Linked DNA regions of Homo sapiens: region 1 is linked to region 2. A link is a contact called in ENCODE Hi-C or POLR2A ChIA-PET data. All regions are on one chromosome and are shown on one strand. Each heading gives the region's core, a stretch centred on a gene start or an enhancer-like site at or near the end of the contact. The rest is flanking DNA. Distances are from core to core; before and after follow the strand shown. Region 1 holds the start of YBEY (ybeY metalloendoribonuclease). Region 2 holds the start of COL6A2 (collagen type VI alpha 2 chain).

Region 1 (4,399 bases), core at 142-2,641, 190 kb before region 2:
GGGTATGAGCCATCGCGCTCGGCTGTCACCTTTCTTTTTCCTGCTGGGTTACCAGTGTAATTGTAGACTCTGGGTGATGGGCCTCGATCAGTGGAGGCTGAATATACTGCTCTCTCTACTTTTGTGTATATTTGAAAATTTTCAAAATTAAAATTAAAAATCATGTCTGTAACATATATACTTATAGGCACCATGGAGCCTAGCCTATAATATAATTAATACATGAAATTTAGGCCGGGTGCTCTGGCTCACGCCTGTAATCCCAACACTCTGGGAAGCCCGAGGCAGGCAGATCACCTGAGATCAGTTCAGGAGCAGCCTGGCCAACATGGTAAAACCCCCGTCTCTACTAAAAATACTGACAAAAAAAAATTAGCCAGGCGTGGTGGCCAGCATCTGTGGTCCCACCTACTGGGGAGGCTGAGGCAAAAGAATCACTTGAACCAGGAAGGGAGGTTGCAGTGAGCCGAGATCGCACCACTGCACTCCAGCCTGGGTGACAGAGCAAGACTCCGTCTCAATTAAAAAACAAAACAAAACAAAACAAAACGACAGGAAATTTACTCTGGGAAGATGGGCTAGACAAGAAGAGGAACATTTTTTTTTTACCTCATGAAATGGAAAAGAAAGCACATCGGTTGGGACATTTCTATCTCTGTAGATTCTATTAATGTGCTGAATATTCTTGTTGTCAACACAGATGATCCCCAGGTCAAATTTCTGCACTCCTAAAATCCTCCTTACAATCTCGATCTTACTGCGAAGTGGCGCTCTCCTGATGGGGATGACTCGCTGCAGATTTCTAATCACCAAACTCATTTCAGGAAGAATAACCAGCCCTTTAAAAATGTTTGCAACGGAACCTGGGGTTAAAGTGTAAGAGAAGACCAATCAGTACAAGTGATAATACGGTCTGTAAAAATACAGATGCACGCGCAATCAGATCACTTTATTTGGTGGAACTGATTGAAAATCTTAAGGGAATTTACATTTACCACAAGGAGGAAGCAACAACGAGGGTCTATGGAAGGATGCCGCGGAATCCGGCCAGAAGGACTCCAGGCGGGCGGAGCGGAAGGAGCGGTTCCCAGAGAAAAGGGGGCGGGTTGGGGGTGCGCGCGGAGAGAGGCGCGCGGACGCGGCGGGGTGCGGGGAGGGGCAACGGCTGGGGAGAGAAGGGGCTGGAATGGGGGAGGGACAGGAGAGGGGACAGGTAAGCGTTGGGGGCCGGGTCCTCTGGGGTCTGGGGCGCCCGCAGACCCACGCGGGTGAATGCGACGCTCTCGCTTGGGAGACTAAAAACCCGCCCGGACGTACCGGTGTCTGGACCCAGCAAAGGACGCGAGAGCGGGCGGACCCTCCCGACCGGAAGCCCCGCCACAGAGCGGGTTGTGGGGAGCGGAACCGGATCGCAGCGGGCGGGGCGGAATCCGGTAGTGCTGAGCGAACCGGAAGTCGGTCCGCGGCGTTTTCTGCCCGCGGTGCGCAGCGCTGAGTGTCGCGGCAGCAGCCTGTGCTTGCGCCTCAAGTCTTTCCGAGGGGCCAGTGGGCAGCGCGGGCCTCGGGGTCCTGGGGCGAGACGGTGAGCGTGGGGGCTGGGCCGGCGCCAGGGGCGCCGTTTCCTTCCCCCACGCAGCTCCGCGCGCCCGGGCCTCCACATCGTCGCTAACGGAGCGTTGCGGCGCCGGCGACCCCTGGCGAGCCCGGGGCGGGACAGTGGCCAGGCCGGCCTGGGCCCAGCGCGTGGCCTCCGCCGTTTCGGGCTGTGCTGGGTGGAAGATTAGGCTCCCCGGGCACGCCGTCCCCGCCGAGAGGCCTCAGCTTCGTGGCAGCGCCCTCGTCCTTCCAGCCCGCTCGAGGGTGGCCGCCAGGGCGCGATGAAGGAATGTGAGAAAGTGCTTAGCGCTCCAGCCGCTCCGAGGGAAGCCAGGTGGGAGGAGATCCCGAAACGCTAAGGTTTTGACAGCGTTACAGTGAATTCTCCGGCTGTAGAGATTGGAGGAAGTCGGGAGAAATTCGTCTCTAAGTTGTAAGGTGGAACAGCATTCATTTTCTTACTGCCAATGGAGGTTTTTCATGAATTTACTAACTCAGTAAAAAGATTCGGCTTTTTTTTTTTTAATCTTAAAGGATCACGCTTTAAACCTCTGTAACAAAGTAATTATTTGTACCACTCTCTACCCCACCCTCCAACAAAATAACCTATCGGCTCTCAGAAAATAATAACCCTTTGCCTGCCTTTGAAATAGTTATCCTTTTAGTATGACAGTGTTCAAAAATTCTTTTCTTAGACTTGTAGCAGAACATAGCTATGATGATCTGAATTTTTCTCTTTCAGCTTGTTCTAAAGACGAAGGGGAACTCCCTAGTGCTACAGGCTGTTTCAGGAAGCCAATTAATTTTGTACACATAATACTTAATTACCTTCTAATAATTGGAGCAGAAGATGAACCCAACTAATCCTTTCAGTGGGCAGCAGCCTAGTGCTTTTTCGGCGTCTTCTAGTAATGTAGGAACACTTCCATCTAAGCCGCCATTTCGATTTGGTCAACCTTCTCTTTTTGGACAAAACAGTACCTTATCTGGGAAGAGCTCGGGATTTTCACAGGTATCCAGCTTTCCAGCGTCTTCTGGAGTAAGTCATTCCTCTTCAGTGCAAACATTAGGGTTCACCCAAACCTCAAGTGTTGGACCCTTTTCTGGACTTGAGCACACTTCCACCTTTGTGGCTACCTCTGGGCCTTCAAGTTCATCTGTGCTGGGAAACACAGGATTTAGTTTTAAATCACCCACCAGTGTTGGGGCTTTCCCAAGCACTTCTGCTTTTGGACAAGAAGCTGGAGAAATAGTGAACTCTGGTTTTGGGAAAACAGAATTCAGCTTTAAACCTCTGGAAAATGCAGTGTTCAAACCAATACTGGGGGCTGAATCTGAGCCAGAGAAAACCCAGAGCCAAATTGCTTCTGGGTTTTTTACATTTTCCCACCCAATTAGTAGTGCACCTGGAGGCCTGGCCCCTTTCTCTTTTCCTCAAGTAACAAGTAGTTCAGCTACCACTTCAAATTTTACCTTTTCAAAACCTGTTAGTAGTAATAATTCATTATCTGCCTTTACCCCTGCTTTGTCAAACCAAAATGTAGAGGAAGAGAAGAGAGGACCTAAGTCAATATTTGGAAGTTCTAATAATAGCTTCAGTAGCTTCCCTGTATCATCTGCGGTTTTGGGCGAACCTTTCCAGGCTAGCAAAGCAGGTGTCAGGCAGGGGTGTGAAGAAGCTGTTTCCCAGGTGGAACCACTTCCCAGCCTAATGAAAGGACTGAAAAGGAAGGAGGACCAGGATCGCTCCCCAAGGAGACATGGCCACGAGCCAGCAGAAGATTCGGATCCTCTGTCCCGGGGCGATCATCCTCCAGACAAACGACCTGTCCGCCTGAATCGACCCCGGGGAGGTACTTTATTTGGTCGGACGATACAGGATGTTTTCAAAAGCAATAAGGAAGTAGGTCGTCTGGGCAACAAGGAGGCCAAAAAGGAAACTGGCTTTGTTGAGTCTGCAGAAAGTGACCACATGGCTATCCCAGGAGGGAATCAGTCTGTCCTGGCACCTTCCCGGATTCCAGGTGTGAATAAAGAGGAAGAAACTGAAAGTAGAGAGAAGAAAGAAGGTGAGCTCTGAAAATGTAGCACATAGAGTAAATCCTGCAGGCAGGTTTTCAATACGTTTCTCTGGGTGTTAGCTTGATTTTTCAGATAAATCTCCCATAAACATTAGGGATTCTAACATGTCATCGGAGCAGGTCTTACATCTGAAAATTTCCTCTGCTTCGACACAGTTGGTGCCTCCTGTTGTTGGAAACATCTGATGGTTTAAGTGTCCATTCTCTGAACCCCTAGATTCTCTAAGAGGAACTCCGGCGCGTCAGAGTAACAGAAGCGAGAGCACAGACAGTCTTGGGGGCTTGTCTCCCTCTGAAGTCACAGCCATCCAGTGCAAGAACATCCCTGACTACCTCAACGACAGGACCATTCTGGAGAACCATTTTGGCAAAATTGCTAAAGTGCAGCGCATCTTTACCAGGCGCAGCAAAAAGCTTGCAGTGGTACATTTCTTTGATCATGTGAGTACTCCCATCTTGCCATTTGTTACCCTAGATTTGAACCTTGTCACTTTAAAACCTGTTTTTTTTTTTTGGTCCCTCAGTTGTTTGCTTACTATAATATAGAGAAAGTACTCAAATATCTTATTAGCATAGGCTGGGATAGCACTATTTATTTCATAACTTGGCATATTCTAGGTCCCTACAGAATATAGTACTCTAGAAATGCTGGGAGAGTTGTTCTCATGAAGTGAAATTCTTCTGAAAGGCTTTAGAAATTCAGAAATTCTTCTGAAAGGCTC
Region 2 (4,670 bases), core at 224-2,723:
AGGCGCCCGACTTTGCATAAACGTGAAATAGGCCACAGGAGGCAGCAACTCAACGTGCAGGGCCGTGTTTAAGAGAAAGCATCTCACCGGGCCTTTCTTTCCTTTTTTTTTTTTTTTTTTTTTTTTTTTGAGACAGTCTCGCTCCCTCACCCAGGCTGGAGTGCAGTGGCGCGATCTCAGCTCACTGCAGCCTCCGCCTCCCAGGTTCAAGTGATTTTCTCCTGCCTCAGCCTCCCGATTAGCTGGGATTACAGGTGCCTGCCACCACGCCCGGCTAATTTTTTTTTGTATTTTTAGTAGAGACGGGGTTTCACCCTGTTGGCCAGGCTGGTCTCGAACTCCTGACCTCAGGTGATCTGCCCGCCTCGGCCTCCCCAAGTGTTGGGATTACAGGCGTGAGCCACCGTGCCCGGTCTGGCCTTTCTTGAAATAATCACCAGAGTCGAAGTGCAAGGGGGCCTCCAAGCCAGAGCTGTGTTATCCCAAGAACAAGGAGCTCCGCGGATCGCAGGCCCCTCCTTTCTGGGTTCCGACCCCAAAGGGAAGGTCCCTTCTCCAGGGGCGTCCTAGGCGCGGGCACCGGGGTTCTGCTGGCACAGCCCGGATGGGCGCCGCTCGCCCGCACACCTGCGGCTCCACAGAGGGCCGATCCGTTCGGTTGCCAGCAGTGGAGACCCAGGCCCAGCGGTTCCACCAGCGCCCCGGCGGAGTCCCAGGGCGGGTGTGGGCGGCCCGGCAGGGGCTGCGGGTCGCTGTCAGCCCGGGTCCCGCCGCCCTGGGGAGCCGCCTCCGTCTGCAGCTTCTCCTGGGCCTGGCGGGGCCCTGGTGGGCTCCAGGCCGGGAGGGGCGCAGCGATGGGGCGTCGGGGCCACCCGCGTCCCCTCCCCGCCCAGTCCCGCCCTCGGGCACCGAAAGCCCCTCCTCCCCCCGCCCCGCCGCCCCTTCCGTCCGGCCCGGGGAGAGGCCCTGCGCCCCCGGAGGTCCCAGCCAGCCGGGGCGTCTTCCCCGCGGGCCGGAGCCGGACCCGAACCGCTCGCAGACGCGGGGCCTGGCGGGGCGTGCGGTGCCGGGGTCGTCTCGGGAGCGGGGGTCCCAGCACCGAGCTCGGGCGCAGACAGGGACCCCCCCACCCCGCCCAGGCCGGCTCCGCCCCAGAGGAGGCCGCGGGGAGGTGGCCCCAAGTCGCGCGCCCGAGGGTCGGACCCAGAGACGCGGAGCCACAGGGGCAGGCGCGGCCCCAGCCCCGCGAGGAGGAGCCCCGAACCCGCCGAGCCCCCCGCCGTCCCTGGGGCTGGAGTCCCCCTTCCCGGGGACCCGAGGGACGGAGCCGCCGCCGCCGCCTTCCCAGGACTCGGGGTCACCCCCCGCGGGCCGAGCGGCTTCCAGGGTGCGGGGTCCGGGAGGCGCTCACCTGGTCCCGAGGAGGCTCCGCTCCCGACGGCCCGAGGCGCGGGCGCCGAGTAAGCAGCAGGGAGGGAACCGCGGCCGGCGCCGCCCCCTTTATACCCCGCCCCGCCGGCCTGACCCGCCCCGCCGCCAGGAAGCGCTGCGGCCCCGCGGATGGGAGGAGGGGGCCGGGGGCACGGGAGGGGGATGGGAGGGAAGCGGGGACCCTCGAGGGCGGGAGGCTGGAGGAGGTGGAGAGGGTGGGGACCCCCCTGCAGCCCGGGCCGAGCTCCCCCGCCAGCCCCTGCCCGCTGCTGCTCGGACTTCGCGTCCCGGGCCCGGCCGCCCGTCGCCCCCGCCCCATTTCCCGGACGACCTGGCTGGGGCTGTGTCCGCCTCCGGGGCCCTGGGTGTTGGGGACCGCGCCCCGCACGCAGGGCCGACGGGGGCCCTGGGACTCGCCCCTTGGTAGCAGCTGCCCTGGGGGGTGCAGGGTTCCCCCCATCAGCCCCCCGACCCCTCCCCTACCCCGTGTCCTGTGTCCGGCTTGCTCAGGCCTCCCGCGAGAGGCCCCGGGTCAGGAGCTCCTGCAGAAACTGCCGCTCCTGGGGCCTGAGGGTGGGGAGCCGGGAGGGCAGGGACAGCAGAGCCTGGGCGCGGAGGTTGGGGCAGAGCCTGGGCATGCGGCGAGCCACCCCTGCCACCCCTTTCCCGCTGGAAACCACAGGTGGGCTTGGTGCTGGGCCCTGGGACCACCGTGAGGTCCCCACCTGAGCCCAGCCGGGGACAGAGTGACAGGGGTCCCTGGTAGGGCTCTGTCTGGGGTCCCCACTCCCCACCCTGGTCACAGTCCCCCAGCCAGGGCCGGGGTTCCTCCTTGAGGTGAGGCGCAGCCGGGTTGGGGAGAGGTCCCTGGGCTCCGGGACAGGGCTCCCTTCAGAGCTGTCCTGGAAGGTGGCGGAGCGGCTGGGGGCGAGGTCCCTCTTCTGATGAGCAGGTTTGCAAATGTGGTGTGTGTGTGTGTCTGAGACTGAGTGTGTGTGGTGTGTGCATCTGAGTGTGTGGTGTGTGTCTGTGTCTGAGACTGAGTTTGAGTCTGTGGTGTGTGTATCTGTGTGTGGTGTGTGTCTGTGTCTGAGACTGTGTGCATCTGTGAGTGTGTGGTGTGTGTCTGCGTCTGAGGTTGAGTGTGAATGTGTGTGTCTAAGTGTGCCTGAGTGTGAGTGTATGTGCCTAAGTGTGCCTGAGTGTGGCAGCCACATGGTAGCCATGAGTCCAGGGCTCCTGCCTGCTGCTCCTGAGCACAGCTGACGGCGGGCACCGTGTGCCACTCCCCTGGGTCCATGCCGAACTCTCACCTGGGCAATGCCTCCTGCTTCCAAGCCAGCAGCTCCCAGGGGGAAGCCAGGCCCCTCCTCACAAGACCAGAATCCTTTAGGGGTTACCTTGGCTCCAGAAGTTCTCCCTCGGCCTGGCCAGCACTGTCTAGGGGCACGTGCTGGCCAAGGCTCCCCGTATCTCCTTCACAGGGGTCTCACCTGTGGTCTGAGGCTTCCGTCCTCTTTGGCCACCCCCCCAGCATCCTTCACAGACATTGCACTGATAAATCTCCAGTCACGTCAGAGCTTCCATGGCACCTGCCTCTTGGAAGACCCCAATTAACACAAGTGGTGCAGGAGGGGCCTGAGACTCAGCTGGTGCGGTGGCCGTTTCCCGGCCAACACCGAGGACACCATTCTGGTTGATGTGGGGATATGGGTAATCTTTGGCACAAAGTTAGGGCCCCAATTGTTAAATGTTTTCACCAAGAGTGATCTGGGACGTTTTCCTGGTGGAAGGGGAGGCCTTGTGGGTGTGGCAGTTTCCCCCTTTCAGTGCATGGGGGGAGTGGGGTTGATGCTCCACAGAGGGATGAATGGAGATTGCGACGTTACCCACGGTTGCCCATCAGGCTTGGTGTGAGAACAAAGGGCCTCTCTGGTTGCTGAAAAGGAGTCCCATGTTTGGCAGAGGTAGAACCAGTATGGCTGAGGAGCCGACAGTGACTGTGGGGACCACCTAGCTCTAGGCATGTTTTGATGCCTGGCCACGGCTGGCCTATGTGAAGGTCTGGACCCCGGTTGGGAAAATCTGGGACCCTGAAACATGGGCTGAGACATCCAGGTGGAAGCCCTGAGGGCATGGCCCTGCAGACCCCTGTCCCCTCAGAGCTTGCAGAGGGGCCCCTCCTGCCCTTGGAAGCCAGCACTTCCTCTGTGCTGGAAGATGCTCCAGGGGCCTCCCCTACCAGAGCAGCAGGTGCCCTCACTGGGGGCTGCTCCACCTTGTCTCTTGGCTGCCAGCAGTGACTAGGGAGAAAGTCCAGGGTAACCTGGATGGGGACCTGCTAGGCCTGACCAGGGAGTAGAGAGGTTGCATGTCCAGGAACTGCACGAGGCAGCCAGCATGTGCCTGCAGGAGCCAGGGAACACCCCCGGTATTAGATTTCCAGGGTGCTTTATCCAGGGGGACAGAAGAACTATTGAGGCGGAGGCACTTGCTTGGCACATAGGATTAGTTACCTGGCAAGTTCTGCAGGTCGTGGGTCAAAGATGATTCTGGGATGGCTCCCAGAAGCCTGGAGAAAGCGATGGGTCATGTTGAGCCAAGCCGCCCTGGCGGACGGCAGAGGAAGGAAGAAAGAGGCCGAGGGCGGGGACTCCAGTAAAATATCGTGGTTCCCTACTCCATTCCTGGACTTGAGCTAATTTCCTGTCTGGAACCATTGATTGCAGAGGTGGCCAGGTCACCAGAAGGAAGGACCAGGCAATACCTTGACAAGGATGTTCTGTAGAATCCCGCTGTCACTCACTCAGCTGGCTGCACGCTGGGAAAATCCAGAGATTTTGAGGACAAATGGACGCGGGATGTGAGTGGACCTTGATACTGGAGGCCAAAAGTGTCGCTGTGGCCTCCCTGTTAGAGAAGGGGCTGACGGGGCCAGGTAATAAAAAGGAATCCTGGCTAAAGTGTTGGGCACAGTGAGACCCCTGGGCCAGAAGACCATCCAGTGGCCGCTTCCCTGCCCCCTGAGTATGTAATTATAATTTATGTACTTGGTGGCTGGAGTAGCCATATATTGGATCCCAGGCCTGTGTGGTGACAGACATCATAGTGGGGAAGTCCCCTTTCCATGGCCAAGAGAGTAAATCACAAACCACGTTGCATCCTGGGAGGATGGCACCACCGTTAAAGGCCTCACGGAGGCGAGGGTGGTGGACTGTCGTGTCTAATTCTCTGGCCTG

The links. A loop is a pair of places that touch in the nucleus more often than their neighbours do. ChIA-PET counts read pairs that join two places held with the same protein, here RNA polymerase II (POLR2A). Pooled maps may share reads with other maps.
Region 1: a pooled map shows a loop between it and region 2 (7-fold over the local background). The contact joins the promoter of YBEY here to the promoter of COL6A2 in region 2. A Hi-C loop is called at or near these places in 4 of 50 pooled maps. POLR2A ChIA-PET finds 5 or more read pairs at or near these places in 2 of 52 experiments (H1 and WTC11).

Annotation. Positions count from the first base shown.
Region 1 is chr21:46,283,334-46,287,732 of GRCh38, reverse strand. YBEY (ybeY metalloendoribonuclease) reads right to left here and starts at 1,391. Exons shown (of 5, transcript NM_001314025.2): 1 at 1,318-1,391; 2 at 610-863. The coding sequence starts at 819. MCM3AP (minichromosome maintenance complex component 3 associated protein) reads left to right here and starts at 2,122. Exons shown (of 28, transcript NM_003906.5): 1 at 2,122-3,665; 2 at 3,895-4,118. The coding sequence starts at 2,447. RefSeq lists silencers at 1,068-1,177, 1,528-1,757.
Region 2 is chr21:46,094,915-46,099,584 of GRCh38, reverse strand. COL6A2 (collagen type VI alpha 2 chain) reads right to left here and starts at 1,473. Exons shown (of 28, transcript NM_001849.4): 1 at 1,412-1,473. COL6A2-DT (COL6A2 divergent transcript) reads left to right here and starts at 1,940. Exons shown (of 2, transcript NR_186433.1): 1 at 1,940-2,113. RefSeq lists an enhancer at 1,356-1,650.